Regions from separate parts of the Mus musculus genome. Here region 1 is linked to region 2. Evidence: chromatin loops called from intact Hi-C (ENCODE). Cell type or tissue: heart. All regions are shown on one strand. Each heading gives the region's core, and the rest is flanking DNA. Links, peaks and the distances in the headings are about the cores only. Region 1 holds the start of Gm32401 (a long non-coding RNA gene). Region 2 overlaps Nedd9 (neural precursor cell expressed, developmentally down-regulated gene 9).

Region 1 (16,329 bases), core at 3,277-11,276, 140 kb after region 2:
GAATTCCTGGGCTTCCACTGGTAGATGGCTGTTGTCGAATCACAGCTTGTAAGTCATTCTAATAAATCCTGTGTGTGTGTGTGTGTGTGTGTGTGTGTGTGTCCCATATATATATGTAGGCAGGGGAGGAAAGGTAATTTATTCTATCCGTTCTGTTTTTCTTGAGACTCTGACTAAGACAGGTATTTCTGCTGCCCTCAAACCTGGAGAAACATGAGACAGAAGCCATTCCATAATAAGTGAAATTGATGATGGCTTCCACAGGGGAAGAAGTGAAGAAGGAATTTTTAGGCCTAAATGCTTTATAGCTGAATGATTTCTGATTATCACAGCAAGATCTACTATCCAGATCTTACTAATAGAAATTCTTGGGGCATCTGTGATACATACTTTCAAAAGGAAGGGACATCAAGAAAGCATCACTAACTGAGCAGGAAAGATGGTACAGAGTCCAAAATATGCTTTCTTGGTTCGTTAAAGTTGTGGCCCATAGATTTACTCTCTTCTAGTTAGCTCCAGCTGTCAACTTGACACAGCTTAGAGTCATCTGAGGGAGTCTTAATTGGAAGATTGCCTGGATCAGACAGGCTGTAGACATGTCTGTGGCACATTTTCTTGCTGTTGATTGATGTGGATCATACCACGCCTGGGCAGGATGTCCTGGGTTGTATAAGAAAGCTGGCTGAGCATGAGTTAGTGGGCAAGCCGAGTAGTAAGCAGCATCCCATCATGCTTTCTGCTTTGGTTCTTTCCCAGACATCCCTCAATGATGGATTGTACCTGGACGTGTAAGCCTTTCCTCCTCCAAGTTGCTTTAGGCTGTGATGCTATCAGAGCAAAAAGAAATCAATCCAGGACATACTCTGAATAGGTTTAACCAATGAGGACTCTGCACCACAACGTGATATTGCTTATAGCACAAGAAAGCTATGCATTCAACACTATCACTCATATTTAAAATCTCCTTCCACTAAAAGCCTGAGAGGGGAGTCTGCGACCAACTCCATTCCGTGGTGGTTCGAAGAAGGAGGCCATTTTTTTTCTTGTTAGAGTGAAGTAAGTTGATGCATGGTTGGGTGGGTTTTAGTCAGACAGATGAGAATTCGAGTTCTAGTTAGTTAAGTGTGGCCCTGTGGCAATTTAAAGTCTCCATAGATCTGTTGTGTTTACTAGTCATGACTAAAACGGTTTCAGAGTTTCTCAACTATAAGGTAGTGTCGTAAGGGCGCACACTCATCTAATTTCCCAACAAACCAATGAGGCAATGAACACAGAGAGACCTGAAACCCCTGTCTTCAGAAAGCCCTGCTTGTAAGGCTGGCCCTTGGCTTACATCTGGGGACTCATAGAAGGCTCCTGTCATTCCATACATACTCAGCTATGGGTTCAAAAAAAAATGTGTTTTATACCAAAAATCTGCTTTTCTCCCAGGAGTCTGGGATTGTGGTGTTTAAGACAGAGACTGTCTAAATGACCAGCCCCAACCAATACTCTGGCACTGAGTCTCTAATGAGCTTCTCGGGTAGTCAGCATTCCATATCCTACATAAGTCATTGCTGGAAGAGGCACGTGCATCCTGCATGGTCCTTCAGCTCAGGACTCCCAGTAGAGGATGCCAGGTCTCCTCGCTCGTGTATCCTGGCATGTGTCCTTTTGATATAGCAGGACTTAACTGTAGGTGTAACTGCATGCTGAAGCCTGTGCACTTTCCAACCAGTCACTGTACCTCAGGGTGGTCCCTCAGCGTGTACTTCCCCACATGTGTATGGCCTTATTATATAAGGTGATTTAAATAATCATAGCATTATTATTATTTAACGGTGAGAAAGCTAACTCACAAAGAGGTTAAGATACTACACACAAGCCTTTGACCTAACCAGTATATGGACCCATGCAGAATGGTTTTTTTTTAACCCCTATGTATACTCTACAGCTGTAGGAACGCTACCTCCCTCAGAGGATGGCTGCGAATCAGAGAATGTCTGTTTGCTTAAACATGCAGAGCACCGGATGGCCTATTATTATGTCATTCTGCACACCCCTAATCTCTTCCACCTCCTCACTGAATATCCCACTTGGCCAATAGAATGCCCCTGAGAAATGAAAACAACTTTGAAGAAAAGGGAGAGCCATAGTATGGAACTCCTCCCAATCCCTGATTATTTATTTTGCAATGATATCTATTATGGCGGATTCTTTCTGACACATAAGAAATTCCTGAATTTCCTGTCTCTTGACTTCTGTACCCAGCTTAGCGGGTCTGTAAGGAGCAGTAAGTGACAAGCTGGATATTTCAAAGGGGGCAGTTTATGGTGACCAAATCTTCTATTGCCCACTCACAGTTGGGCACACTTTCTTACCACAAAGGTACAGTCTACTGAAATCAGGTTTTTCTCAATTTCCCCTCCTACCTCTGATTAATCAGATTAAGCCTTCTGATTAATAAAGAGATACCCTGTTTCCATGGAGGAAAACCAAATGACCTCAGCCTCCCAAGGACTTATCCTTGCTTTTTTTCCCCCCCAAAGGGAAACTAGTTCTGTTGCAGGTCTTTATGTGAGGGCCCATATTGAGTTGATGATAATGATGACACTGTAGTGAGAGATGGGCTTTTGATAACCCAGGCTGTCTGAGGGGTAGGCAGCTGGGATGAGTAAAGACAGATGCCTTCAGCTCTGTCTGCTCCTTGAAATTCTCTCTTCTAGAAAACAGATCTCATTCACGCTGTAAATCACGACTTTGAATGGAAAGTCCAGGAGCTTTGAGATACAGTGATTAACAGTAGTGGGGTCAAATCCATCGCTGCTAGTCCAGTTCTGATAAAGTAAATTTGAGGAAATCTATGGATGATGGGTACTTGAGGAGACACCTTCACCATGCCGAGTGACAAAAAGGGAGGGGCAAATGATGTAGGATTTAGGAAGAAAAGCCAGCAGTCTCCAAGGGATACTTCACACATAGGGAAGCTTTCCACGCCTGTTAATTCTTGTAGCCAATACAGGGGGAAAAGGTGGAATATCAGCCATGGAAGACCTCCCTGACTGAAAATAAAAGGGAGTTAGTCTAAAGAAAACCAGTGTCTTCACACTGAAGATATAAATGATGCCCAGACCCTGATAAAAGTAGTACCTTGTCATTGGCTGAACTCTTCCTTAGCCAGAAGCCCTGGGTTCTAGTCACACCTACATCATTTGATCAGCTGCCCAAAGTGTTACCTAAATGGCCTCTCACTGCAGTCTCCTTGGTCACATTATCATCAAAGAGAAGAATACAATCAACAATCTCTAGGTCCACTGTGAAAATTCAATACAGCGATGGGGGTTAATGAGCTGAACATATGCTAATTTAATTAATTAGTATATAATATATAATAAATAATACTACAATAATTAGTATATTAATGTTGGCAGCTATTATTTTTGTTTTCTTGTCTTGAGACAGAGTCTCACTCTTGTTTTGCATAGCCTAGAATTCAGTATGTAGCCCAGGCTAGACCTGAACTTGCAGAAGCCCTCCTAAGTCAGATTTGAAAATACTGGACAGGAGCCACCATGCCATGCTAAATCAATGTTTTGGCTAAATTAATGCTGTGTATTAGAGCCAGGATTAACCAGAACATTTAAGAATAAAACAGAAACCAAGTTTTCACTCTACTGAACATTAAGAAGAAAGTATTACCCCAAGAGCCAAACTTAATAAAGCTAAATTATAGGCAGAATGGGCATTGCAATAAATTCCATGAATGATCAATCGAAAATATAGACCTTTTCCTTTCTGTGATCACTAATTCTTTCTCCTGGGACTGTCTGGTTAAGTTGCACACACTGGTCTAAACAGGCCATGGGCATTAATTAAGATTTAGGTCAAGGTCTCTGACACAAGCAGTCATCTATTTTCTGAGACAAAGGAAGCCCAATACTTCCCTGCGGCTGGAGAAGAATGGCATTCCTTTCCATTGTAATCACACGGCATCAAGGAAATGTTGGAAATCTAGGCGGGGCAGTGTGGGGCGCCTGTGAAAGTGATTATAAGGTTGAACTTTTGAAATAGACAGCCAGGCCAAATATGGTTTAACAATTTTTACTGTTGGAAAGCATCTCAGAGAAAGACAATTTGACTGATCTCCTCACTGAAGGAGTCCACCAGGCAGGCCTGCCATATTCAGAGATTCCCCCACCAATGACTGGCATTCAAACCTTCTGATCTTTCTTCATAAGTGCTACATTGCCCTTAGATTTAGAGTAAGCTACAATTAGCAAGTCGCTGTGCTTTCTCTCAGAGGGTTTCCCATGGAAATTCTTACGATGATCCAGTCTGAGTTTTAGCTCTCCCCAGGAGGCCAGACTCTCAGCTCCATCTATGGCAATGTGTTTTGAAGTGTGTATGATACCCACTGACCAAATGACTCACTAGAATTCTGTAATGTAGCTACTAGTTCTTTTGGCATCATCTGCATATGAGCCCCACAGAGAGGTGGGAGGTTCGGATCTCTGTCATGATTCTCAGTAGTTCAGGAAGATCTTCAGCTTGGCTTCTCCAAGGGCTTTTCCCAGGTGAGGTCAGAGGCAGTAGCTGCTGACTCTTGGGGGTGAATTCCCTAGGATTTTGGTGAGTGAGACAGGCAAGGCGTTAGCCAAGGGGAAGCCATGAGAGTAATGGCTTCATGGGCAGCCTGGCACTAAGCCCTTCCTCTGGTCCTTAGTGAATGTTTGCACTTTGAGAGGGAGAGACAGATGGGGATGGAGGTGAGCCAGAAGCGTACATTTATATTTGAGAAGGACAAAGTAATGAAGACCTGTCGGATTTATAGATAATAAACATAATTGAGTAACACTTTTTATTCTCGTCATTCTTCGTTAGCACACAAGAGTTGTCCGTGTTGAGGGTTGATCAGATGACTCAGTTGGCAAAAGCACTTAGCACCGTGGTGCCTGATGAACTGAGTTCAAGCCCCAAACCTCAAATAGTAAAAAGAGAAAACTGACACCCAAAGGTTATTCTCTGACTTCCACACACATGTTATGGCATGTATACACGTGCACATGAGGGAACAGACACACTTGATGGACACAATATTTTTAAGGAGCTGTGAATGTTGAAAGTCTACGAGGCCAAATCTTTCTCTTTATTCATGAACCACACAGCAGACACTACAACCTGGGGGCATGCCAACACCACAGTCAATGAGCCCAGAAGGTTTCTAACTAGAATCCATTTGAAAAAGTCGATGCTGGTGGTCATCATGTTTGTGTTGGGCTCACAAGGGCTCAGAACACTGCAGGGACCCGGGATGTGCTTGGTGACCAGTGGCTGATCCACAAGTTGGTCTATATGAGAGTGAAATGGCTTTGAGAGCCCCTCCTCTCAGCAGCTTCAGACACCACTTGTTTTTGTTTACTGAGGCTGAGTTGAACTAAATGTTCTCTCTCCCTCTCCCCCTCCCCCTCCCCTCCCCTCCCTCTCCCTTCCCCCTCCCCCCCACACACACAAACACACAATACTTGCATCTCTTTCACGTATCCCTGGTTGACCTGAAACTTACTATATAACCGAGAATGACTTTGAATTTCTGACCCTCCTGCTTCTGCCTCCTGAGTGCGAGGATTGCAGGCTCGTATCACCATGCTTGGTTTATACGCTTCTGGGCAATTGAATCTCGCAGGGGGTGGGGGTGGGGGGTCTTGAGAATGGTAGGTTAGCACTCTACTAACTAAGCCACACTCTCAACCTAGCTCCTTTTCTTTTATTAAGTTCCATTGCCAGGTCTTCGCTTACTCCCACAAGGTAATGCGAAACCAGCATCTTCATGTCTCGGATCTAGTTGGAGGTGCTTTTTGTGTGCTTGTATATTAACTCATATTTAAAACTACCCAGTGAGGTGGACTTGTCATCCTCTGCAGGCGAGAGACCGACTTGCTCCAGGGAGCACGACAGCGGTGTGGCAGAGGTGCAATGTGAACCTGGGATGCTGCTGGCTTCCTTAACCACACCAGCAGTTACTCCAGCTCTCGTGGTTCTGTCCATCTTCTGAGCCCCAGCCATCACATCTCAATGTACACTGCTGCCAATTGCTTCGTGACTGTTCCCATTCTGCTAAGAAAGGGGCCGTCTCGGGCAGAAGGCACGCTGTTGCTTCTCATGAAGGTTAGAAAATGTGTTCACTTCCTGTGCTATTTTGGCAATTACTGGTTACCGAATGAACAAGAGAAGCGAACAATAAAGATCTGAGACCTACTATAAAGTTTTAACAGTTCTTAACATGGGTGGGGGTTTGAATAGGAATGGTCCCTATAGGCTTATGTATTTGAATATTTGGTCCCCTGTTGATGGTTGTCTGGGTAGGTATGGCCTTGTAGGAACTGTTTCACTGGGGGTAGGGTTTGAGGTTTCAAAAGTCCATGTCAGGTCTCCTTCCCTCCCTCCACACAGCTCTTACACACACACACACACACACACACACACACAACCTGCCTGCATATGAGGATGCAGCTCTCAGCTACTTCTACAGTATCCTGCCTTCCCTACCGCCATTAATTCCACCATGATGATTTCCAACTAATTCTTTACAACCAAAGCAAGCCTCCAATGAAATGCTTTCTTTTATAAGAGTTTGCTTTGGCTGTGATATCTCTTCACAGCAATAGAATTGTGACTAAGAAAACACAAAAGCTTAATACTTCTCCATTCCTTCCAATCACAGATTCTCAGATACACGTAAGTATGTGTGCCAATATACGCACATGTCAATATAATATTAAGGGATGCCCGAGTCTGCTGTTAGTAATGAAAATGACAAATTCACTTGAAAATTTTAGAATATTGACAAGGCCCGTGGCATAAAATCAGCCTGTATAGTAATCCCTTCCCACTTTTAAAGATTTCTGGTTCTACATTTTGTTAGACTTTTATGGCATAGAGTTATAGATGTAAAAGATCATTAAAAATAACTGGCCTCGTGTGGCTGGAAAGATGGCTCAGTGGATCCGAGGATATGTTATTACAGAGGACCCAAGTCTGGTTCTGGTGCTTAAGGACCTTACAACCATCCATAATTCCAGTTCTTGGGCATCCAACCCCCTCTTGTGACCTCCACAGGCACCAGGCACATAAATGGTGTAGATGCATATACACAGGCAAAAGTCTCATACCTATAAAATAAATAAATCTAAAAAGAAACGAGCATCATATGGGGCCACTTTGGGATTCTACTCCAGAGTGAAGTGCAGAAGTGTAATTCACTAGTGCCCTACTGATGGGCATTGGCATCTGCATTTCACACCACAGAGGCCCATGCCAGGATGTAGAGTGCTAGGGTCAAGTCATCCTGCTATGCTACTCAGAAAGAAAAACAACCAGTAGAGAGAAAGCACGAGACAGAGAGGCCCAGCATCTCTCTAAGTATTTGGGGAACGCTTCCAGGGTACTAGGTGTGAAACTCAGCTCAGGAGACAGAGCTCTCTGCTAGCCGATCCCTCCGGGCAACCGAGAAGGCCAGGCCTGGGTGCTAGGCAGGTTTGAGTAAGAGGCTGCATGAAAGTCAAAGCAAGCAGCCAGCAATATTTTCTCTGCAAAATGTTCCATCCAAAGATATTCTTTGGTGAAACTTTGTTTATCCATCAGGCTGTTCTCCAGCACCGGAGGAGGGCCACCTTGGCTTCTCCCGAGGAAAATTCTAACTCTGCCGACAGTGTGCACAACTGTACAGAGAGGTGCACTCAACGTTCAGCCAACTGCCTGGCCTCCAGGGTGAGGTGCAGAAGGGGGCGATCCCAGACCCCACCTCTGTCTTCCTGCATTCTCACAGGCGCCCCCTAAAGGTCACACAGCTCCGCTCACGCCCCCCCCCCCCCCCCCCGTTTCTACCCTCCCCCTTTCTTCACGCTTTCCTCTCTGAGTTCTATTGGAGCAAGGCTACCTTGGACTGGTTCTTAAGAGCAGAGAGCCCTTTTCCCTGTCTCAGAGACCTAGTTTCTGACACTCACACACTCAGTAACTTGCTCCTTCCTTCCTTCACTCCAGCACTTCCTATATGTTGATGTATAGAGAAAAAGGATAGGACTGCTGACAGCCCAGAGGAAACAGACTGTGGGTGCTTACTGTGTCTCCTGCTGGGAAAAATAGGTTACAAGAGGAGTGTGTGATGGGGTGACAATGGCACTGTGATAGGAGGCTGCCTTGGCAAGGTGAAGTGAGCAAGGGATAAAGCTTTGCAGCTCTTTCCCAAGGGTCTTTCTGGGTAGAGATGCCTTAGTTAAGGTTTCTATTGCTGCTGTAAAACACCAGGACCAAAAGCAAGTTAGAGAGAAAAGGGTTCATTCCTGCTCACACTTCCACATCTTACTCCATTGTTGGGAAAATCAGGGCTGGAACTTAAACGGGATAGGATCCTGGAGGCAGGAGCAGACGCTCACTGGCTTGTTCAACCTGCTTTCTTATAGCACCTAGGACCACCAGGGCCGAGGTAGCACTGCCCACAGTGAGTTGGAGACTCCCACATCAATCATCAATGAAGAGAACGCACCATAGGCTTGCCCACATATGAATTTAGTGTGGGCATTTCCTCAAACTTTTGTTCTCCTTCTCAGATACCTCTAGCTTGTGTCACATTGGTGCAAACAAATAAACAACAAGGCACCTCATCAAACCAAACCAGCTGGGACAATAGGGGCCCAAGCATGAGTGCTAGGTCCTGATTACGTATGTTCTTGGCCCCTGTTGAGAATGTCAACGAGGCTGCTTAGCTCTTTAAAAATATAAGCTATTTATAATAGAAATCTGGGACTGAGAGCAAAACTGCAAGGAACGTAGGGAGATGTCCATGTGTTTCTGCCCTACTGGTGCATAGCTTCCCCACTGTCAGCATCCCACACCATACCTGTGCATTTGTTAGACTGATTGACCTACATCGACAAATAATGAGTACATGGATTATACTCAAGTGTTGGGGACTCTGGTTTGTTCAAGTGTAGAACATCAAACATTCACAGCTGTAGCATCCTATGAAGCCACTGCCCTGTTCTAAAGCCCTCTGTGTCCCCTCATCCTTCTTCTCCCCGCTAGCCATTATCAGCCAATGAGCTTTCATCTCTCGGTGGTTTCACCTTTCCCAGAATGCCCCATATCTGGGAATCACACATTACAGGGCTTCTTCAGTCTAGCTTCTTTCACTTAGTTGTATAATTAGGTATGTCTTCAATGTGATTTTGTCTCATCAAAATGTGTTCTCTGCGCCACTCAACTAGGAGAGATTCTTGAGAGTAGGGGTTACTTATTGGAGATAATTAGCAGTCTGTCCTAACCGTGATTTCTTTACTAAAATTCCACTCTGAAGTGTGCCAGTGTGCAGTTCCACCCCTGTGGTCTTCCCAGCCCTGACTGAAACCTTGGGGTGAAACACCCCTCAGCTTCCCATCGCTGTAACCAAAGGCTTCAGACATCCAACTGGACAGAAAAAAAAAGGTTTATTATGGCTCAGGTTTCAGAGTTTTCAGTTCTTGTGATGGCTAATCTTCACTAGAATCACCTACAAGGCATATCTTTGTTTGTGCCTGTAACATATCTTAGGATGCACCTGTGATATATCTAGCATGTGCTTATGATATATCTTCATTTGTGACTGATATATCTTAGTATGTGCCTGTGATATATCGTTTTGTATGCCTGTAATATATCTTAGTATATGCCTGTGATATATCTTTGTGTACACCTATGATATATCTTAGCTTGTGCCTATGATACATTTTTTGCATGAGCCTGTGATGTGTCTTTGTGTGTGCCTGTGATGTGTCTTTGAGTCTGCCTGTGATATATCTTTGAGTCTGCCTGTGGTAGTCTTTTCTGAGTTTAGCTAAGGAGAAAAGACACGGCCAGAATGTAAGTGCACACCCTGTGGACCGAGGTACAAGACTGAAGAGAATGGGAGAAGAGGAGGAAGCCAGCTGATGTCATCATTCACCTCCCTGATTCCTCACTACAGATGTAATGTGACCAGTCACACCCTTGCCTCCTCAACTAGAGACACATTTGATGCCAAACCTCCTTCACCCCAATGCCCTGCATCCTCTCTTGAACCATAAGCTTCTGTCCAGTATTCTGCCACAGCAATCAGAAAAGTAACCAGCACTGCCCGTGCTTAGTCGCACTGCTGCTTTGGGCCCATGACAAGGCTGCATCTAATAGTGTGGGCATATGGCAAGGAAAACCACCAACCTCATGGTCAGGAGACAAAAGGAATGCCTGGGGTCCCCAACTTCCCTTCAGGGGGCATGCATCCAGTGACCTAATTCCCTCCGATAACCCTTACCCCCTGCAGGTTCCACCTTCACAGTGGCACAATGAATGCCTTTAACACAGGGACCTTTGGGGTCAGTCTAAACTAGAGCAGATGGTGGCCTGCTGCCTCTGACTGCTACATTCCTTAAGGAAGGGCTGATCCTCTTTTGTTCTGTTTCCATGCCCATGGTCACATGTGTCATTTCACAGCAGGGCAGCACAGACACACTCTTGTAAGCAAATAGATTCCCAGTTCTGAAGAACATGGGCTAATGCCTCCATTTCTGATGCCCGTTCTCTATACACACACACACACACACACACACACACACACACACACACACATGCACTGAAATGAGGGTAATAAAATAAATAGCCATGCAGAGAAACCTACACACACTCTCCAGTGATTCTGTCTTCTGAGAGCCGTCACTTTGAGGTGGTTCTCTTAACTGGCTGATGATGATGATGAGAGAGAGAGAGAGAGAGAGAGATTGTGAAGAACACGAAATAAGTGTTCACAGATGACTCTGCCATTTTAATTTGAATACAATTGCATGTAATTTGTTCACTGCCCTGGTCCCCTACAGCTGAGTTATATGTTCCAGTACCACTGAAAGCTATATAATGGTTACCATGCTGTGTATAGGTGTTAGAATGTGTTTCCCATGATCAAGTCCCTTAGATTTGTTGCCCCTGATAGATAGTAAAGTCTGTAAAGTTAAAAAAAAAATCTTTGCTCCTTTTCTTAGTATATTCTAATCTGTTTTGACAGGGAAAATTTAAATGAGATTGACATTAGCCTAACTCACAGTATTTTCGGAGGTGTGCAATTTACCATAAATCCTTCAGTTACTTTTTCTTGGACTTTCTATTCTGCCTCCATATACGATTGGCTTGAGGATGGGGCTTGTCTGCCAACTTCATGCTACATTCCCAGGACCTAGAACATTACTCGAATCATACTAGGCCCTCAACAACTGTGAAAATACCAAGTTTCTGAAAAGCAAAACAGTATCTGAGACAGATCATCTTATACATCAACTTGGCTATCCTAAAGGTACCTTACTCTGGATATACTTGTGTATATATAAGATGGTCCTCAATTTACAAAGGCCCAAATGAAGCCTTTTTAACTCTCTTATGGGGTAATAGTGATGCACACTCAGTAGAAACCACACTTGGGCTTTTGAGTGTGGATCCTGGGCCTGTCTCTGTGTGTTCCGATCCGCTCTCGTGATGCTGGGCAGCAGCAGGGAGCCACAGCTTCTGGCCAGTCCATGACTATGGCTTGCTGAAGCCGTGTCCCTTGGTGTGACCCAAGGCTCTGGCCCACCACTCTGCTTCTCAGGGCAGGGCCACACAGAGCTACCCACAGTCTTGCTTCCTCTACATGTTTCCTCTCACTGCAAATGAGGCTGTGGGTGGGGAATTCAGAGTCATTGAAAGTAGTCGGAAGGTTATGAGAGCTTCACAGGCCATACGGTCGGATGATGGCGTGGTAGCAGAGCAGCCACCCTGGGCAGCAGGGATAGGCAACTGCAGAGAACACATCACTGGGAAACTCCCAAGAGAGCACCTTACGAGATCTGGCTCTCCCTAGCATCAAGCAAAGTGACCAGCACTTCTGATCTGATCTGCTGCTCTAGGCCCTGGGCTTTGAGAAGGGAGGGACTTACGTGGGTCCCTTCACTGAGGGTTTATGGGTTTTGTGTGATGGAGAAGTGGATGAAAAAAAAAGCAAAAGCTGTACTTTCCTCAAACCTGCATTGGTTGGGCAGGGTGAAGTCTTTATTTTTCTCAGTTCTCATCTGTCTATTTATCTATCCATAAATAGACAGCATATGAGAGAGAGTCAGAGACAGAGAGACAGAGATAGAGAGACAGAGAAAGAAAGAGAGAGATGGGTCAGGGATAACATTTTTGAATGAGGCCTCACAGATCATGCTGATACACACTGAAAATTGTTGCTGAGACTAAAATCAATAGACCAAAACAATGAAATGGCAAAATAAAAATTTTTATATGACTCAACTGGATTCAGACCCAAGCTGCTATCTTGTACCATGTAAAACGATGCTATGTTCCACACTAGAAATTTCATCCGGGTGATTTGTGGGGGGGGGGGGGGGGGGGACAGATCACCAGCAAAGGAAAGGCAGCATCTGTAGCAGGATATGTCCTTTTGGAGAAATGTGTCATGCATGTCACAAGGAGCTTTTCCTGAGGTTGTTCATGTGCTCTCTTTCCGGAATGACACCAGATGGGTGATGAGTGCCACCCACCCCTACCCACGACTGCATCCCTTGAATAGATAGGAGAGATCTCAGAACCAAAACGCCTCAAGTCAAGGGCAGTTGGCCACTGGATAGTAGTCATGTGCTGAATAATGTTTGTCAGTGATGGGCTAAGTATACAATCCTGTCTCATCACATTCTGGTGGAGCTGAAAAAGTCTTGCTCCTGGTTAGATCACAGTCACCATGCCATCCTATACCACATTTTTCATCTGTGCAGAGAGGGACTGAGTGAGTCAACTGCCAATCAGATCCAAGCCTGGCATACCCAACCTGAGTGCAGTACGTGGTACCTGATAATAACAAGTCACCTACCTGCTGCTGGTTTAGGCAATGACTATCCCGTACATTTTTATCATTGGAAGGCTCATTGTTACAATACAATTTGACTGCAAAATATTCTACCACATGACCCCAGCAGCAGCCTTCCTTGTTCCCTGCAACCCCTTGATACAATCTCTAGTGCTTGCTGTAATTTTGTGTTAATTTGTTCATCATAGCTGCAGGAGCAAGAGGCTGTACCACACAGATACCCTAGAGCGCCTACAGCAGCGGATCTCAAGCTTCCTTAATGCTGTGACCCTTTAATGCAGTTTCTCATGTTGTAGTGATCCCCAACCATAAAATTGAGTTGGGTGCTACTTCATAACTGGAATTTTGCTACTGCTATGAATCATATTGTAAATATCTGATATGCAGGATATCTGATATGCTATGACCCTGTGAAAGGGTTGTTTGAACCCCTAAAGGGATTGAGAACTGTTGCTTACACCATCTTAAACGCTGCCTCCCCGTTTCCCCATTCCTGCTCAATCTTGTCTTTTCCATCTCTCTGTGCTCTCTTCATTTGACGGCAGATCTCTCTTCTCGGAGCTTTGTGTGGCTGATCTCTCTGCCCCCCGACTGCTACTTGAACCCCTCCTTTTTAATCCAGTTTTTATCTCCATGCTTTTTATGGACCCTTACTGATTCCAAGGAAGGTTCATTTTTTCCCAGAATATATTCTGGCCTTCATCACATTTGGGGTTCAGAACACAATACCTCAAAAAGGTGACTGTAGGAATCCACCAAAATATGCCATCTAAAATATGCCCCTATGACATGTTGTATATTTTAAGGGGTTATTTTAAGAAATCACAGATATGGAACCATTGACACTTGCTTGTTCATATAAGAAACTACAACTTTTAAAAAAATCTCATTTATGAGTGCGTGTCATTGTCCGCACCAGGAAGATGTTAATCATCTTCCATAGAGATTCTAACCCATGGAGAAGGTACCTGGTGCGTCTGAGTTAACATCGCCTTCCTGTCATTGCAAATGGCATTCTCCAGGACATCAAGGACATGCAGGCTTGTCTCCATTGCCATGTTATTGACCCAGCACCTGCTAGAAATCCAGACCCCTAGATTGCTCCCTGCAGTTAAGGACTGATTATACATGAGCCTCAGTCACCTGTCTGATGCTCTGAGTCTTCTAGCTTTATGTAACATATAATTAAATCTATTTTCTCTGGCTAATAGGCCAAGCTAATTCACAGACTACCCAGGAAAAGAACTTTGAAGTATAGAAGAAAGCAAATCTTCCTTCCTTGAATTAATTAATGTCTACTTCTCTCCTGCTATATAAGCTCGTTCCTGTCTAGGTTTTGACTTAAAATAGGGCTGGCAATTGTGAGCACTCTCTAGATAGTTGTCATATAAATTAACTTACTGATGACATATGGCAGGACTCTTGCAGTCACAATTTCTAGCCCCGCCCCCCACAAACGACACAAACAACTGTAATCTATGCTTAAAGGACCGAAATAATCAAAGAGCTTTATCTCCTTCAGGGTAAGTTCTGTGAAGACATCACGAAGGGAGGAGCCCTATACATACACACCAAGCAGCACTGAAATAGGAAGGTTTAAACGGTAGAAATCATCAGACTCTTTATGACCTAGAAACAGCCACTCCAGGTCTGCTCCAGGTCAAACTGCCTCCAGGGCAGGCTGAACCCTCCCTTCCACTGTTAAGGGGTGTTAACTGGAGACATGGCCGGATGTCTGACACCAACACAGGAAGTAAGAATCTGAATGCATGCCAGCCCTACCCTCACCCCAAGCCACAGCAAGGGGCTGGCACTCACCTGAACGCAGAACCGCAGTGGACAGACCATCTTGTGACCCTGGACACCCTGATCTCTTCTAGGTAGGCAGGCAGGGATGGGAACTCGTCCCTCTGTGTCCTTATGCTTCTCTCTCTGCAGATCCCCTCCTTGCATCTAAGGGCAGCTGACAGCTCTTCTCTACTGAGCAACCACACCCGTCGGATGTTCGTGGCCTGTGCATGTGTGGGGTTTTTCCTTCCGGTTGCTGAGAGGCGATGTTGTCTCAATTCATTTCCGCTCTGTACTGCTGCCACCACCTCCTCCCTCTCCTCCTGCTCTTCCCCCTCCTCCTCTTCTTCATCCCTCCTCCTCTTCCCCCTCTTTGTCCTCCTTCTCCCTCCTCATTTTTCTACTTCTCTTTCTCTGTCAGACTGTCCAATAAGTTGAGAAGATGTTATAATTTTGAGTAGGTAGCAAAACTATTTCTTTTCTGTAATCTTTTCTGTGGTTTGAAACAGGAGTGATCTTGACGTTGAGTTTAAATTCACTTGAAGTGGCCTTTTGGAGTTGCATTGCAGGAAAATATAGGCTATTTAAAAAGCCATTTGGTTTGGTATTTTTTTGTTGTTGTTTATATGGACTACATTTGTTCTGAAGGTTTCTACTGTAAATTGACATGGGACATTCTGACATATAGTAAGTACTTATGGTATTTGTGGCATATAGTAGGCAATGACTTAGGGGCTATATCCTCACTGGAGAACCTCCAACTTACAATGAAGTAAGAATAAAAACACTTGAACCAGTGGGAGGGAAGTGGAAAGCCACCTGGTCCTAACCCCTTTTCTTCTTCTCTACTTCTAAGCAGCAGGTAAGTGAGCCACTGGATCAGTCATGTTTTATGTTGCACGCTTTTGTGCCTCAGTGTCCTCTTCTGAGCAACAGGAAACATTGTGGAGTGTTCTGAGTATTGAATGGGTTAGCATCTGGCATAAAATAAGGACTACATGAGTGCTTGCTGTTATTATCAGGGTCAATTCTATATCTTTTGATCTGGGTTTTCATTTTCTTCTTCCCTGTTTCCTATTCCTGAGAGTCGCCTAGGGAATTACTTGGGGAGATAGCAGATTGAGAGAAAAGAGAAGGAGTATTTGAATGACAAATGCTCTTAAACATGTATGGATGCCTGGTGTTCCTCTTTGGTGCCAAGCTGCTATGGTGAGATTTCCCCCCATGAGGAGGGACCTCCCACCTTCCCTCCTCATGAGGTTCTAATGGCAAGCCAAAGTGAACCCTAGGGAACCAGAGAGTTTATTTGGGTTACTTACAGAGTATGGAAGAGGGGTGAGGGGCAGGCATGTAGGCGAGCTTAAAGCAACCACACGGGAAGGTCTGTATCCAACATGGATGATGGTCATCCCAGGGCTGTGTGGATACAGACCCCTCCCCTAGTCCTTCTCTACCTGCATGTATGTTCTAGCCCCTTCTTGAGACCTTTGGAACCATATGCAGTTAGGACTGAATTTCATGAAACTGGTTGGGAGAAGTAACTAGATACTCAAGAGTATCCCATGACTCTCCCATCCTCCACCTTCTATGAGGGAAACTCAGTAGTCAACCAGCCCAGTCTAAGATTGCAAAAATTCTCACTGAAGATATTCTACCCATAA
Region 2 (16,329 bases), core at 5,527-13,526:
TTTATCAGTGCTGCCAATATCATGATTATCCTCAATGGAAATCAAGATACTCCAGGGGAGAGCCCTGCGGGGAAGAGTGCTTTCATAGGGTTTAGAGATGAAGGACTTTTCCAAAGGGAAGGGTGATGAGATCCTAGGCTCAGGGTATGGGATGAAATTCTTATCAGTGGGAGAGCACAAACTAATGCTTGTCAAGAGGGTCTAGGAACCAAGAACTAGGACATGGAGCTTGCTCTCGGCAATGTCTATAATATGCAAAGCATTGGCTTACAGATAACTTCTCTTGGGATGTCACTGGGGCCAAGGCCTCAGCAAATCTATTTGGGCCATGTCTTACCTCGAGTATCTGTCTGCCTCACCTTCCTAATACAAAGCTGGGGTTAGGAAACCTTTGCCCTGTCAGCTGCCTGCTCACTGGAGCCCCAAGTGAAGCAGGGAGGAAGTAGCCATCTACCATTCTCCAAGACAAGTTCCCCTTATCCCCACCCCCGGCCTCCCCCAAATCCTCAGGTTCTCCCATGTCTCTCTCTACTCTTCCTTCAATGCAACATCTCACCCCTCCCCTACTTCCTCACACTACTGGCAGCTGTGAGGGACAAAATAGTGCAAGCTGAAAAGTTGTTCTCATAGAAGCCGACAAGGAATGGAACGGTGATTACCTGGGGCATGGGTGAGGAGAGGGCTGGGCAGAGAGCATGCAGGATGGATACAGGCATCCAGTTGGATAGAAGAAAGGAAATTTGAAAGTTCTATGTCACAGAAATGTAACTGCAGTTGACAAGCATTAATTGTATATTCCTAAATAGTAGAGAGGATTTCAAATATCCCCAACATTAGAAAATGATAAATGTTTGAGCCGATGAACAACCTACCCTTATCTGATCATGTACAGAAATATCCTGTAAATATGCACAATCACTATGTATTATTTTTAAAATAATATAAATTTGATACATACACATACACAATAATATAAGTTTTACACATACATACATACACACACACACACAGCACAGAAAAATATTTGAGTAAGAAGACTTGGGTAGAGTGGAGGAGAGACATGGAGATGGGCTGGAAGTATTGCTTCCATTCTAGTTGTTTTCGGGTCTATCATCTACCTATTTACCATCTATATATTATCCTTTTCTGGTATACAACAAAAAGCTAGAGTTGGGGATGTAGCTCAGTGGTAGGGTATGTGTCTAGCTTACGCAAGGCTCTGTGTTCTGTTCTTAGCACTGTCAAAAATCTTTACAAAAATCACAAAATACAATTTTAAGAAAAACTAAAAAAAAAATAAAAAAATAAAGAATTCCACCCAGAAGCCTTTTCTTCTATGAGTATCATAGCACCCACAAAATCATGATAGTGATTGCCATGACTTTTGATTTTGCAGATAATTTTGTATCCCATCATTTTCTTCCAGAATCACTGCAAAACAGCTTCAGAAATGGCACACATTGTGTAACCATTTGCCTCTGCCATTCAGATGTGGGCAGGTCAGATGGCTCAGTAAGTAAAGGGGCTTGCTGCTAAACCTGACAACTTAAGTTCAATCCCTGGGACCCAGATGCTAGGAGAGAATCGGCTCCTGCAAGGTGTACTTTGATGTTCATATACATACCACAAATGTACGTGTGCATACTCACACACACACACACACACACACACACACACACACACACACACACACAGAGAGAGAGAGAGAGAGAGAGAGAGAGAGAGAGAGAGAGAGATTAGATATTGCCTAAACTCCTGACCACGATGCAACAGAGCAGGAAGGTGAATAACCAGGCTTTGCTGTTTTGCTGTCCTACCCTAAGGCTTTCACCAGAACTAGGCAACTCAGGAAATACTCGGCTCAGAGAGCACAACAGGCGCTAACGAGAGGTTAGGACATGTCACTACAGCAACAGACCCACAGACAGCCTTGCCCTTAACAAGGCCTGAGATGGTCTAATGAGCAAGCGTGTCACATGACGAGCGTCTATTGCTTTGCTTTGGCTCTGGTGGGAAATACAGTTAGACTGCTCCCTGCCCCTCTAACCACCCCCCCCTCCCTTGATTTATTTATACTACCTTTCTTTGGGTTTCCTACATTAACAAGACTGTTTTGATTTCTAAAACTGCTTATTAGATAGAAACCATTTCATTCAAATGAAATAATAAAAACGAAAAAGCTCTAGCAGAGACACCACTGCCTTCACTGGGTTTCATAATAACCCTTTGTCTTAAATGAGCAATTTACCCTCTTCCCTTTTTACAAGAAAACCCTAGGAATAGAAATATCACCACTACCATTGCCAGCCCACTAGGACGGGGACTCAGTTTTCAGCAACTGAGAGCTACAGTGGGCTGCCTATTTGAAATCCAAGATCATGTCTTGCACTTCTATGAGAAGAGGAAAAGCTACACATTGTCTACCCTGGATTTATTAATTCTCTATAAATTCTCTCTCTGTCCAGCTTGGGTGCAGCAGTGAGCTCACTTGTTTACTTGCATAGCAACAATATAATGAAAACTCAGTCTGGCTTTAAAAAAAAACTCCCTTCCAAGCTATCTCTAGGCTCAACCCATCCTGATGCTTCTCTTGCATTCAATGGAGACATTTTTTCACTCTATTTTGGGGACACGACTTACTTTCCTTCAAGGACATTTGATAGTTGATTTTTATGCTGGAGCTAAACTTTTTTTTGCAAGCTGTCCAGATCACAGCCCATCTCTCCCTCCACTTGAGGCAAAGGCAAAGGGAAGGTTCAGGAGTGAAACTGCTCCCTTGGGTCACATTCATATGACACAGCTTTGTGTGGCAAACCACTCAATGGAAACAGTACCCCAATTGTTAAGCCCCTAACATGTCTCCCCTGCTGCTATCAGGAAGCTCTTTGTATAGTGAGCACTAAAGCAATATTTAGCTATGGACTGACCAAGCACCAAAGAGCAGCAAGACGCACAGAACATCAAACCTTGGTGGGAAATGACATCTGGGTTCCCCAAGTGACCAAGGTCTTTCATGGGACAAAGCTGAATGCAGGCTGTGACAATTAGGTATTGAAAGCCATTTTTCTTTTAAATATCTCTTTCAGTTGACTGAAATGTTCCTTTGAATGAAACCATAAAGGAACAGGCCTCTGGGCTCTTTTAGTATCTGAATAAATTCAATGGGACCATGCCCATTGCATCTACTCTAGATTTAGAAAGACGCCTAAGACTGCCCTGCTGAGCTGTGGATGGGAGGTGACAGAGAAGTAGTCTGGGACCCGAATGCCTGTGGGTATTGCTTCTCTTTGAGTAGGTGATCTCTCACAGCTCAGTGGGAGGACGAATATAATGGCTGATGGGGCAAATGGCACGAATGGCAAACATTGGTGCCAGTTCTGAGGGTGGCTGCCATGCCTCGAGGCACCAGGCCCATCTCTCTGCCTAGACCATGAGGCTTTTTACAGGGAAAGATGGTAGAAAAATGGCAAGGCAGAAGAGCTTGCCTGTCTTGATGATAGAGCACAGAGGGGAATTCTCCAAATGAAGAATTTCCTAGGACTTCTCTTGGGAACAATATCTGTGCCTTCATCTGCCCTTGCCAGCTTCTAGATGTTCTTCTTGTACACAGCGGCTGTGGATGGCAAAGGCAAGCTGGGCTCTAAAGAAGGGTAGGGGACAAACTGTCCATGTTTAGGGGTCAAGTTGGAGTTTTTAAGACGAGGGTTGAAGGTAGGTCATTTAATGAAATCTTTCAAGCTATTGTGGGAAAGAATCTGATAAGGATATCTGGATCGTAAAATGTTGGCAAAGACCATTAGAGGGAATCCAGTTTCAGTGGCCATTTCACAGTCGAGGGAGCTGGAGTATGGGAAGGTACGTCATCAGAGGAGCGAGTGGGAGCTACAGTTGGCACTTACAATTCTTCTTTCAGAGGCCTATTTCCTGAATCAGTGACACGTGCCATGCAGTTCTTTTTAGACATTTAGAAGGAAATACTCTCAAAGAAAGCAACTTCCATATACAATAGATGTAGCTTGCAAATTAGGTATCTTGTGCTTTGGTGGGTCCCTTTCTTTCTAGTCTAGTCTTGGAGATTACATGAACTTTTAGAACAGCAATATCATTTAAGAAGAAGTCCACATGGCCATATTGCCTGCAGTACCACAGGTCTGGCATCTCCCAGATGAGTGCTTTGGAAGTATTTCCGAGTGGCTGGAATATCTGTGGCTAGGCTCTCTCAGCTCTTTGGGTACTATGTGGATGTGAGATGGGGGAGCCTTCCGCAGCAACATGAATTCTTCCTGGCTAACACCATGCTCCTTAGCACCCAGGATTGTGGTGAGCTGGGATTGCTAACAAAGTCAATGTGCCCTCTTAGGTTAGGGCTGGCAATGGCACCTATGAGCTGGGATGTAGAAGCCATTAGCGTTGGAGTCAGACAGATATGAGCTCAATAGCAGGCCTGTCTCTTGTGAGAGGCAGTGAGTTCACTCTGGTAGATTAATCTCAGGCCTCAGTCCTCCTTTCCTTTGTGAGGGGAAGGAAAGCTATAGTATGCACGTCGCTTTCTGCCAGGAGGGTCAGGTGACACAGTCATTATAATGCCCTCAAAATGGAGCAGAGGCTCAGAGGCATTTTAAGGTCATTTCTATGCTTCAGATTTGAAGCATCACTGCAGAATAAGATGGAGCAACATCACCACCCTGTTTCAGACTCAGAGGTTCTTTTGAAGAGATCTCTCCAGAAGTTAACAGAGACTGCAGAGGAATCCACTGTCTTACGTGTGAACCACCTGGACTTCTCACACAGATGGGGACACCTCTAGTACCAGCCATGTGCAAACTGCAATCTGCGAGCTGAGTGTATCCCAGGATAGCCACGAGTGTGGCCCAAGACACTTGTAGATGGCACTGACGTTTCACAACATCAAAGGTCGGGCATGCCTGCTGGCTGTAACCCTGACACAATGACTAAGGTACTGCTACTTAGAACAGAGTGTTTTTGGCCTCTGACATTTTCCAGCCCCGAATTTTGTAGAATGCACTCTGGCGAGTTGGTCTTCTCCCTTTCTCTTGTGTCTTTGAGACGGATTCACATAAGATGATCCAACAAGTTTTATCATTAAATAAGACAAGCAGTGTTCCTGCCCTCCCTCCTTCAGAAAGTATTATCCATGCAGTGGGGTGTCCTGTGGCAGGCTGCCTCTCACTCACTGTGATAAGCAGTCACTTACTTTGCAATCAGTGGGAGGGGAAGGCTAACTAACCTCTGTTGCCTTGGTAAGGGTGAGTGACAAGTTACAAACGCCCCCTCAGAAATATGCATTATCTATGAGCTTTATGACAGACTGTGGCTGAAATCTGAAGACGTTGGTGTTGACCAAACAAAGAGGACCTTTGTTCAGTTAAGGAGGTGTGAGGGTTTGCTCATTCCCTTGGCGTGGGTGACTGTCTGGGAACAGTGCCTTTCAGGTCAGGGTAAGCTTAGCAAGTCCCTCCCTTCACTGCTTGGGGACCTCCAAGGCTGTGGAAGATATAAAATGTACCTTGACTTTTCAGGGGGGACATTTAGGTGACATCTCAGTTCTTTGGACAGTTTTACAAACTAGACAGTTAGATATATTTATTAGGTTTATTTTCATATAGAAATCTACAATTTTGGGACGTAATTGTACTTCATTGAGTTTACATAAGAAAAAACTGGGGGGGGGGTGTCCTCTGCCCTGGAATTAACTTTTTAAGTTGTATATATGGGAGATAGAGATGGGGAGAGCATAGAGAACAGAAAGGCAGAGAAAAACAAAGAGACACACAGACAACAGGGAACAAAGAAAAGGGAGGTGAAAAGTCAGAGTTTGTCATTTCCGGCAACTCTAATTTCCTCTAAATCTATTTTTTTCCTTGTTAGTAGACAAAAATAATATTGCTTAATATCTATAGCAGTTAGGTGGCTGGTATCTGAGGTTGTTATGGTCAACTGATTTCAAAAGGCTTCACATGCCAACAAGGGAAGTCTCTGGTTCCCATGGCAGCAGCCATGGGTGTCTGTGTGTATGTGCATGTACATGTGCGCTGTGATGATTCAGTGTCTAAGAAGGCAGAGGCAGCATAAGTTTCAGGATCTTCTGCTACCTTTCAGGAACCAGCCTGGAAGACCTGCCTAAAAGCCTTTGAGTCACTTCCTGCCAGCATTTGTCTATGCCCTGTTTTGGAATTGCCCACCTTAGAGATGATGCCACAGGGCTTGGCCGAGCTCAACAATACTTAAGTATTCTAAGTAGCCACCACCAAACGGTGCGCACCCCAGCCAAGGCCATGACAGCAGCTTATCCCATTTCCAATGGACCCATGAGCTCCATGGCATCAGTGAGGTATGCACATACGATGGGACCAGAAAATGGGAAGAGAATACTGGGTTGCCAAGAGAAAGCTTTAGACTGGAGATGAGTTTTAAGAGACGGATGGTTTGAAAACACAATATAGGAGGGAAGGGATTGTAGGTCTCATAGAACCCACAGAGGCTGCTCTGAGAACCACTATACCAAGTATATGTTTTCCCTCTAGGAGACAATGAAAGAGTTTACCAGTTTTGCAGTCTATACTGGGGCGGGGGGGGGGGGGGAGAAGTCAGGCAACTCCCAATACGTACCTCTGTTCCCTGAGAGCTGGGATTACACGCACATGCCACCGTGCCTGGCTTAAATGAAATCTAGGGTCTCATGTGTGCTAGACAAGTGCTCTTTTACAGAGTCATACCCCGATCCGGAAAGCCGAAATTCACATCAATCATTATTTGCTTTGGTATCCAGTTACTATTTAAGGACAGTTAATAAGTGGTGCCCTTGCAGGACCCTCGTGGTAGGAAGCTCTGTTCTGTTGTCTATCAGGAGCTGTTGGGGAAGGTGTGGGCAGGAGGAGACTGGCTGAGTGAGCAGCTCGGAATCACCATTGGTAGTTTGAGGTGAACTGAGCATTACCCCTTTGTTCCTTGCTCCCACTTTGTTCATTCCTTCACCATGCTGATCTGTGTGTGGGTTCTTAGCTGCAAGATTGATCTACGGCAGAAGTGGGTACCGTGGCTCCTGGCTTCCTAGAGTCAGAAGGTAGCTCCAAATTAATCTTCAGAAGGAGTCAGGGCACATAAAATCCTGTTGGTTAGGGTCCAAGCTAACGCTAAAGAACAACCATCAAGGCTGACAAGCTGGCTCTGTGGGTGAAGGTGCTTGCCATCAAGCCTAAAGACCTTAGTTTAATCTCAGGGACCCTCCTGGCAGGAGAGAGCCACTCCGCTTGAGCTGTTCTCTGACATCCATGGTACATTGCTATCACACACACACACACACACACACACACACACAGAGAAAATAAATATATGTTTTTTTTTTAAAAGAAACCAAATTAAATAAATAGTTTTTTTTAAAGAATAATTAGCTGGGAGGAGAGGAAGGGCTGATATTGGGTTGTAAAGTGAATAAATAAATACATTTAAGAAAAGAAAAGAATAATCAAAATTGCTCCCCATGCAGCTTGGGTGTGTCCCTTGGAAGTCTGAGATCACTGAAGTAGAGAAGTAGTCTGGTTTCAGACCTTTGTAGGCTTTTGACTTGCAGGCTTTTGGGCTCTCCAACTCAAATCCAACTCTCATATTTTAAGTAGAATTTTCCCTTTTTAAAGACTGAAAACTTTAAAAAAAATTCAGCTTTTCAAATTATTTGACTATGAGTAACATACTTAATTTAGAATTGTCTGAGAGCTCTTGGCGATCTCAACACATATTTACAAGTCTCTGCAGAGTGAGAAAGCTCTAACTCACAAACTGTTTTCCAAATGGAATGGAACTGTCTTGAATCCCACATATAACTGATGAGCCTCGCGTGAGTCTCCTTCCTAAGCATTTGTCTATGTGTTGATTAATTTCTATCCTGCACTTATGCTTCATACTCTGCGGCTCGGAGTTTTCTTTTGTTTTGATTCAGCTTTCAAACTTTTGCCCAGGCCCTAGGCACTCTGCCTGCAATGCCCGATGTGTGAAACAGCCCTACATATAAGACTCAGAGTGAAGACAAATGAAACTAGGAAAAGGTGCCCGTCTGCAAGATTTCCAGATAACCTTGATTCTTTACCACTCTTTCCAGAAGAGACCTGTGCACTCAGAGGGTTCAGCACATTGGCTGAGAATGAAGTACGCACATACTCAGCATATACTGAGAAACGCACAAGGTCCATAGACTCCGCATGAACTTTGAAAACTGGGCGTGTGTGCTTAAGACACCTGTTATCCCAGCGCCGGGAGGATCAGAAAATCAAGGTCATTATCAGCTACTTAGGGAGTTTGAAGGCAGCTGGGGTCACTTGAGGCTTTGTCCAAAACAAACAAAACCCAAACCCAAACAAAACTCTTGAGAAAGGAGAAAGGCAAGAGAGAGGATCATCCCACGATGGTAAGTGCAATGCAGGAGCTTTCTGCCTCCGAGTCCATTTAGTTTTCCCGACAGCCCTTTGTGGTAAATGGGCTTATTCCCACTTCACAAGCAAAGGGGCAGGGTCTGAGAGGACACCTGTAATTTGCTGAGCCCAGGGAGCCACAAAACTGTGGTAGGAGGCAGACTAACTGAAGCCTTGCTCTGTCCACAGGGCTCCTGGTCTCCTTGCTTCACAGAGGGTGCACGTGTGATCCCTATCCGCATTCTGCAGGCAGCTAATTCTGGCTGTCGGTTAATATGGATCCGGGGTGCAGGAGGGTGGGTGGAAGCTGGAGTTTCCAGGAGAGCAGAAAGGGAAGGCAGAAGGCAGAATTCATGCTGTAATTTTTTTTTTTAAGTAATTCATTGGGACACAGTGGTGTATGGGATGAAATGTCTGAAGTCCACACTGTAACAACTCGGGCGAGTTCTGAACTATGGAAAGTCCCGATCACAGTCAGACTGGAACACATCCAAGCCGGCCATTGTCTCTCTTTAGTGATTCTCTAAGTATGGTCCTGGGCCAACTTCTGATGAACTAAGCAAAGAGTGGTAGGCTCCTGGGCCTCCTCTCTTAGACCCACGAAAGGAAGGGCTGTGAGGTGGACCTGGGAACCCACAGCTGACTTGATGTCCCTCCCTTTCTGGGTGACTAGCTCATTCAATTCTTCAAGCTCAGAACAAGTTACCACTGAGTCCTCATTTTCCTTAGACAGCTTTTAGAAACCATAGCTAGAGCTACTGGGGACACTCATCCAGGCCTTAGTTTGTCACTGTTTACAGACAGGAAGTTAGAAGAGAAAATGAGTTAGTTATTTAGCAAGCCGGCAAAACTTCTAAGATAAGAAACAATAACTACTGACAAAACCCACATCTGTTCTCTTGGCCACTGAGATTGGGGTCTGACTTAAGTCATTAGGATTCCTGTCCACTGGGAGTTACTATACTACAGCAAGGGATTTGGTGGTCAAATTAAATTTTTAAAAAAATTTTTAAATTTATTTTTATATATGAATACACTGTTGCTATCTTCAGAAGAGGGCATCACATCTCGGTGCAGACAGTTGTGAGCCACCATGTGACTGCTGGGAATTGAACTCAGGACCTCTGGAAGAGCAATCTGTGCTCTTAACCACTGAGCCATCTCTTCAGCCCCAGTGGCCAAATTCTTAAAGCAGTTATTACTGCCTGGGAGGTTACAGTCATGTAAGAGGTGACCCTTGCCACCACCTCCATCAGGAAAGAAAATTTAACAAGAAAGAAAGGAGGGAGAGAGGAGAGGGGAAGAGAGAGAGAGGAGGAAATGGAGAAAATCAGGAAGGGAAGTGGGAAGGAGAGGGAGGAAAGTGGGTGAACAAGAAGGAGAGGAGGGTATGGGGAAGCGAGGGGATAAAAGGAAGGAGAGATGAGGAGAGGAAGGGAGAGGAGGAGTGGACAAAGGAGAAGGAAGAAGAGCGGTGAACGAGGGAGGGAAAGAAAAGGAAGAAGGGACTGGAAGCAGGAAACCTGAACTCTCAATGGCGCGAAGACTCACTCACAGGGTTTGTTACAGAGGACCCTGGTGCATGGCAGGGAAGGGCTAGGGTCACCTTCCCTGTCCTTTCTAGCTTTAGTCCGTACTAGGCAGCCCCTGCCAGCTGTGCAAGCTTCAGGTGATGGGAGTGTCTTGTTTGGTCTGCACTGCATAAGGGCTGGCAGGGCTTGTTAAAGGTTGGCTTATTACTTCAGGGCTGGCCTGCCCTTTGCTAAACACAGAAGGCTCTGAGGTGCAGAAGTCACAGAAGGAAACAGTATGCGGAGGGACCCGAGCCACCTGAGGGCCTCAGCCCCTGACATCAGTGGAGACCAGGAGAGAGCCAAGGGGAAGAACGCCATCAGCTATAACACAAGCAAGGGGGGAACGAGGGGTCTGAAGCATCAGGCTTCCCAGACATGGAACTGAAAAGGTTGAGTCAAAGGAAAACATGTCACCTTCCTGCCAAAATAAACTATGACAAGAGTAAGGTCCCTCTACCTTTCAGCCAAGCACTTCCCGTACTGGCCTCCTCTGTCTGCCTCGAACCAGCTCAGACGAGGGAGAACTATTTTTAAGTTGCTCAAGCCACCGAGACTAAGAATGAGAGTTACTTATTTATAGTTACACCTTCCAACTGTTCTTTTCCTCTCTGGGGGACAGAGGCCAGGCTTGGCACTCCCTCAGGAGCTGAAATCACTGGGGCGAGAAGGGCTTTGCAAGGTCACATGCTCTGTCGATGGCCTGTAGCCAGGATCCCTGTCCTGGGGAGTGAACTTAAGTGGGAAAGCCCTTCACCACTTCTCAGAGAATTTCTCCTATCAGACAGAACTTGGATTGTGTGCCCTTGAGATGTGTTTTTGTTAAAAACACACATATGTATAATAGATGATTAGAAAATGAATTCATTGTTGAGGAATTCAAGAATAAATCTTTCTTCCCCTGGCCCCTTGGGAAAATAAATAGAGGTTCCAAGGACTGGAGAGATGGCTCATTGGTAAGAGACTTCTTACAGAAGCCACACAGGTGGCTTACCACTGTCCTTAACTCCAGTTCCGGGGAACCCAACTCCCTCTTCTGGCTTCCTTGGGTACCAGGCATATATGCGGTGCACATACATATACACAGGCAATACACTCATAAACATAAAACAAAAATGATAACTCTTTTAAAAAAGACGTACTTAGAAAAAAGTATCATGCTAGCAAATACTATTTGACACAACATAGATTTGTAAATTCATCTATATTTTGTGTCCATAGAGTCTCAAGCTCTTTCTGGTGTCCAACTTTACCCTTACTCTTATAATCTGGATAATCTGGAGATATTTTCTCATTGTATAAAATTAGTCTATTCTTACTAGCAAGCCTTGAAGGAACCATTGGGACTTTCTGACAAATGAAAGAGGAAAGCCTTCCCTTTTAATGGGCACAAAAACCCATCATTGTTGGCTTAGCCATTGCCCTGTAAGTAAGTGTCAAGATTCTCTTCCTGGCACACACACACACACACACACACACACACACACACACACCTTACCTGGTATTGTACTGTTCCCTCACTGCATCGTAACTGCTCTGAGAGCTCTATTTAGTCTTTAGTTTACCACTGTATCACACAAGTATCAAAACTACAAAAGATGCTCAATATTCACCGATTAAGGAATGCATTTCTACTCAACTCAAATTGTTCTGGGTTGAGACTCTAACATGTGGTACTCCCTAGTCCTGTGGTGCTCCCTAGTCCTGTGGTGCTCCCTAGCCATGTGGTTTGGGGATGGTCTGAGTATTCCACACCCCCTGCTAATGGCAGGTCTGAGGTGATCGGGAGAGTGCCTACCAAAAGAGGTGATGACAGCTGGCCTTTGCCACAACTGATCTAATGCCAGAGGCAGGCTCTGGGACTATCAAAACTGAGAGATTAAGCAATAAATATTGTCTCTTTATGAAGGTAGCTGTCTCAAGGATTCAGTAATGGTGATAAAAAGCTGATGAATACATCATATGTTTCTTTCTTTTTTTTTTTTAAACTTGGCATTTTCCTAAGTATCTAAACTCTGCTGTGTCTACTTGGACATTACTACAAGAAATGAATCAATTCTAAACCTACTAGTATCTGTGTATTTTGAATAAATCAATCTTTAAGCCCAAAGCTCTAAGAACAAGCTGGTAGATAGGATGTATTTTCAACCTTTTAATTTCCTCTACTTTCCTTTGATTCTTTGCCCAGCCAGATGACTGATTCATGACTTAGCTTTTGGCCCAGGGAGAAGGATCCACAGTAATGACGGGGGCTACACTACTCAAGGAAGAGGTCGATAAGACTACAAACCATTTACACACAGGATCCAGGTCTAGCAGACTCATCACCTGACTGAAGAGACACGATTGTATGCTCAAACTGGATCCAGAATGAAATACCACTTAGACTGGCTGTTAGTCAATGGTATGTAGGCACATGGTCATTCAACGAAGTTGTGTTGCTGGTATGATAACGCATGCCTGTAATCCCAGCACTCGGGAGTCTGAGGTAAAAGGATCTCAAGTTCAAACACAGCCTGGGATATACACAGTGAGACTCTGTCTCATAATAAAAATTGCTGTTGACGGATTAATGGAAATTTGATGTAATAAAGATGTCTGGGGTAAGCCATTTAGTATGTTTGCTTTGGGGCAATTTCTAAGTATTTTTTTGGGGGGTTGCCTCTATTATTCTAACTACAATGAGTGGCATAAAAGAAAGAACAACATTCTAGTTCATCACTTACCTTTTTGCTTAGAAGGGGTCCATTAGTGCCGCCAATGTTCCTCTGAACTGATGGTGGTACTTGATATACATCTTGTTCTGGAGTGCCATGGCCAGTGGGTACTTGGTAAATTCCCTGATTCTGGTAGGAGGGTGGCACTTGGTAGATGGTATCCCGAGATGCTGCCTGGGAATTTGGCACTTGATAGAGTTTCTGTTGGCCAAAGGTCTGATGCATAGGTCCAGGAGTAGGCTGCTCATGACCGGGGGTCTCTTGCACTGGACCAATCAGAAGCTTCACCCGGTTCCCTGGGACAATGCCTTGGCGACCGTGGAGGGAACACAGCCACCATCCCTCAAGCCCTCCTGTGTTCTGCTCTATGACAGTTAAGATGTCTCCCTTGCGGAAGGCCAGCTCCTCAGCACACTCAGGGACGTTGTCATACAAGGCCCTTGCCATAAGATTCTGGGAAGGGAAGAAGAGAGGAACAGGGTTAGAGTGTTAGGTCTGTCTTTTTAGCACTTATACAACCCACACTTTTAGGGACAGGCACAGTTCCTGGAAATAGAGAAGAAATATGAACACTAGCCTGTCAGAAGGAACTTAGAGGGTTCAGACAAAAGATAGCCACAGCCACACTGTGTCTTCCACCAGTGACATCAGATGGACTCCTCCAAAAAGCACAAAACAGAAGAGATTTCCCTCCAGTGCTGGGTGCTTTGCCAAGGAGCTGGGCTGGCATTGCTAACGAGTTAGGAAGGGGTCACTGGGCAAAGCATTTTTCTAACTTTTCAAAGTCAGCTGGACGGGAAGAATGTTCCAAGCTGTTCAGGCGCCACAGTGAGCTGCCCTCAATACTAAAAAAGAAAAAAGAAAAGAAAAAGCTGCTCATACGCCACAATGCTTCTATATATTCTAGACCCCGCCCCCAAATGAGTCAAAGAAAATTCTAAATGACACATACTACAAACAGAAATTTTATTCATCATTGCAATGTAACTAGAAGTACATACACATAATTGTGCCTTGGCAGAGCCTACCATATCTTTTATGATTAAGGAGGCCTTGGATGCAGGAAGAATCTACGTGCGAAAGCATAGGGATAGGCTACAGTAATCAAGCAGGGACACAGTGTGATAGCAGTCTGTCTAGACAGATCCCACCGTGGAGAGGTACTCGGCAGGAATACATTGGTTCATAGGCTGGGTCTCTCTTGCACCTCTCTGAGGGCCCTTCCTTTCCCAGTAGGCCACCACGTAGTCACCTACTTAAATCTCGCCATTCACATCTGAAAGGCTGTGCCTTCCTTTCATGGACTCAGAACACTCTCTGTCTTTGTATGAAGGCCTGTCTGGCACATTTAGTCCTCGGCAGACAGCTAAAGTAGGCATTGAGCAGAGAGTGGGCAGGCAGTCTGCGCTGACATTCCTGGAAGGCTTTCAAAGGCTCTGAAGATTCTCGGCATACTGGCAGCCAGTCCCGCACGCCTGCCCCTTTCCCAGAGTGCAGACAAGTGGGGGGAACATAGGGAACCCAGCGCAAGCATCGGAAAAACTAAATGTGACCCCTCTCATGTGTCACTCGAGCGTCTGGATGCACTTAATGTCACTGTGGCGAGGAGTCATTTGCGGAGCGAAGGACTGCCGCTTGGCCGGAGTATGCTTGGGACTTTATTTCACACCATCGCATATTTGTGGACTTCGGGGCTGCTTTTCTTTGGACTCTTGCCTCCGCTTTCCTCTCCAGAAATGTGGACTTCATCTTCCAATCTCATGCTTTTCATTTCTTTAAGACGGACATGCATTAATCATCTCCTGCCCCTGGACTCTGCCTGAAACCACAGGCCTCGCAGTGTGAGGCGCACTCTTCTGGGGAGGGGCTGTGTATGAGAGGAGGGGTCTGCTTCTGGTCGCGAGGCTGGAGGAAGTCCAGTTCCACTCACTGCTTTGTGTTTTTTGAAGTGATAATACAAAATTTATTTTGTTTTCATTACATTTTAAATTATTTTAAATTTCTTTCATACTATATATTTTGCTCATATTTTTCCAAGTTTTCTTAGATCCTTCTCATATCACACTACCCAATTAACTTTCCTTCCTCATCCCCCCCCTCCTGCAACCCCCCCCCCCCGAAGCAACAACAAAACCATGGTATATGTTTTCATTGTGTCTTGCCTTGGTCAACTACTCCCAAGTCTTCTTTTTCTTTAAGCATACATACTTTAAAGACATACACTTTAAACATATATATGTATACACACACACACACACACACACACACACACACTTGCTATACTGCCCCGGCAGGCTGGACATAAGAAATCCTCCTGCCTCAGCCTCCTAAGTGCTGGGACTACAGGTACATACCTCTGCAGCTAGCCAATCATCTTTTATCATGAATACCTAATTTTAGGAAGAGAGATTAGAGCCACAAATAGCCGTCCCCCAGGGAACTTAGGATAAAGCTGAAATCACTGGTAGATGCGATCTGTTTGAGATTAGCTAGAAGGGAATTCGGAGCTTTTGTGTTAGGTGAAGGTTTTACTTAGCAGTTGTATACTAGGAAACACTGGATTCCTTCTAACGCTGAAAAACTCACAAATACAACGATAAAGTCAGGCCACATGCTTGCTTAGTTTTTAGAGCCATTAAAGAATGTGCCAGGATGCTTAGATCTCTGTTTCTCCCCATCCTTTGAGTGTTCTATCACTGTAAAAAGGGGTCATAGGTTTAAAGAGGACAAGACTCTGGTCCTTTTTGTATCAAATGACCTCAGGGAAGGGACTCCGTAGGATTCCGATTTCAGAGCTTAGATGGAAGAGCTGACTCTGGTCTGGGCCCATTCAAGAACAGGGGATGGTAGCAAAGGAAGTCCCTACACAGAATCAGAAGTGATCAAGTTGGGGGCAACCCTATGGGACCAGAAGACTGATAGCTATGCAATCAAACAGGCTTCAAAGAAAAGAAAGAGAAGCAAGAGAAGACAGCAGACGGGCAAAGGACTGCAGCTCAATCGACCGCAATCAGCTGGAGGCGTTCGCTGTTGGGCCTCTTCCAGGGTCTGGAACACCGTGAGGTACTGAGTGGAGTGTTGCGCCATGCTTGATTAGACACAGATACAAATCCCCGGGTGAGTCTGCTAGATATGTTTTGTCTTCTGTCCCAGTGACCTTCCCACCGCCTGTTTAGCTGCAGGCTCATGCCTGCACAGGAGCCTAAGGGAAGTTCCTAGGATAGCCCCAGAGTCCCCTCAACCATTCAAAAGTGGGCACATCTGGTGAATTCTCCTGCCTCCTTGCCCACAACATCTCTCCGGTCTTCTCACAACAGACAGAGAAAATGGGATTTAGAAAGAACTTGACCCAGCGGTTGGGGAGCAAGGACCTCACACTGCTCCACCCCCACCCCCAGGCCAGGCTGACATCCATTCATACCCCGGTACACATCAGCCTTGACTAAGTGAGATTGAGTTCTTTAATCTCTATGTTATCTAAAGACAGCTGATGTGCATATAGTTAGTCACTCTCCTATACAGCCCCTGTAGAAAGCCTGTGAGCTCGTGAACCTGTAGTTCTGCTTTGAAGATGAGGACCCAGATCTGGTGAGCTCAAGCCATTGTTTCTTCAAG

What was found. Hi-C counts contacts between places; a loop is a spot of excess contacts. Peaks named below come from ENCODE experiments on the same cell type or tissue, not always from the same donor. Only the 100,000 strongest peaks of a DNase experiment are listed, where the experiment ranks them.
Region 1: a loop joins it to region 2, with 2.2 times the contacts of the local background. A loop is called at or near these places in 2 of 42 quality-filtered maps.

The regions. Positions count from the first base shown.
Region 1 is chr13:41,472,459-41,488,787 of GRCm38, forward strand. Gm32401 (a long non-coding RNA gene) reads left to right here and starts at 14,453. Exons shown (of 8, transcript XR_873291.2): 1 at 14,453-14,760. It also overlaps a transcript of Nedd9 not described here. In heart, for the core only: a CTCF peak has its summit at 7,767; a DNase peak (open chromatin) is centred at 3,983; H3K27me3 peaks cover 1,738 bases.
Region 2 is chr13:41,325,854-41,342,182 of GRCm38, forward strand. Nedd9 (neural precursor cell expressed, developmentally down-regulated gene 9) reads right to left here. Exons shown (of 7, transcript NM_017464.5): 2 at 12,724-13,167. Among named protein-coding and RNA genes, the nearest start is that of Nedd9, 25 kb to the right of the region's middle. In heart, for the core only: a CTCF peak has its summit at 9,546; DNase peaks (open chromatin) are centred at 8,958, 10,638 and 11,738; H3K4me3 peaks cover 271 bases; H3K27ac peaks cover 3,433 bases.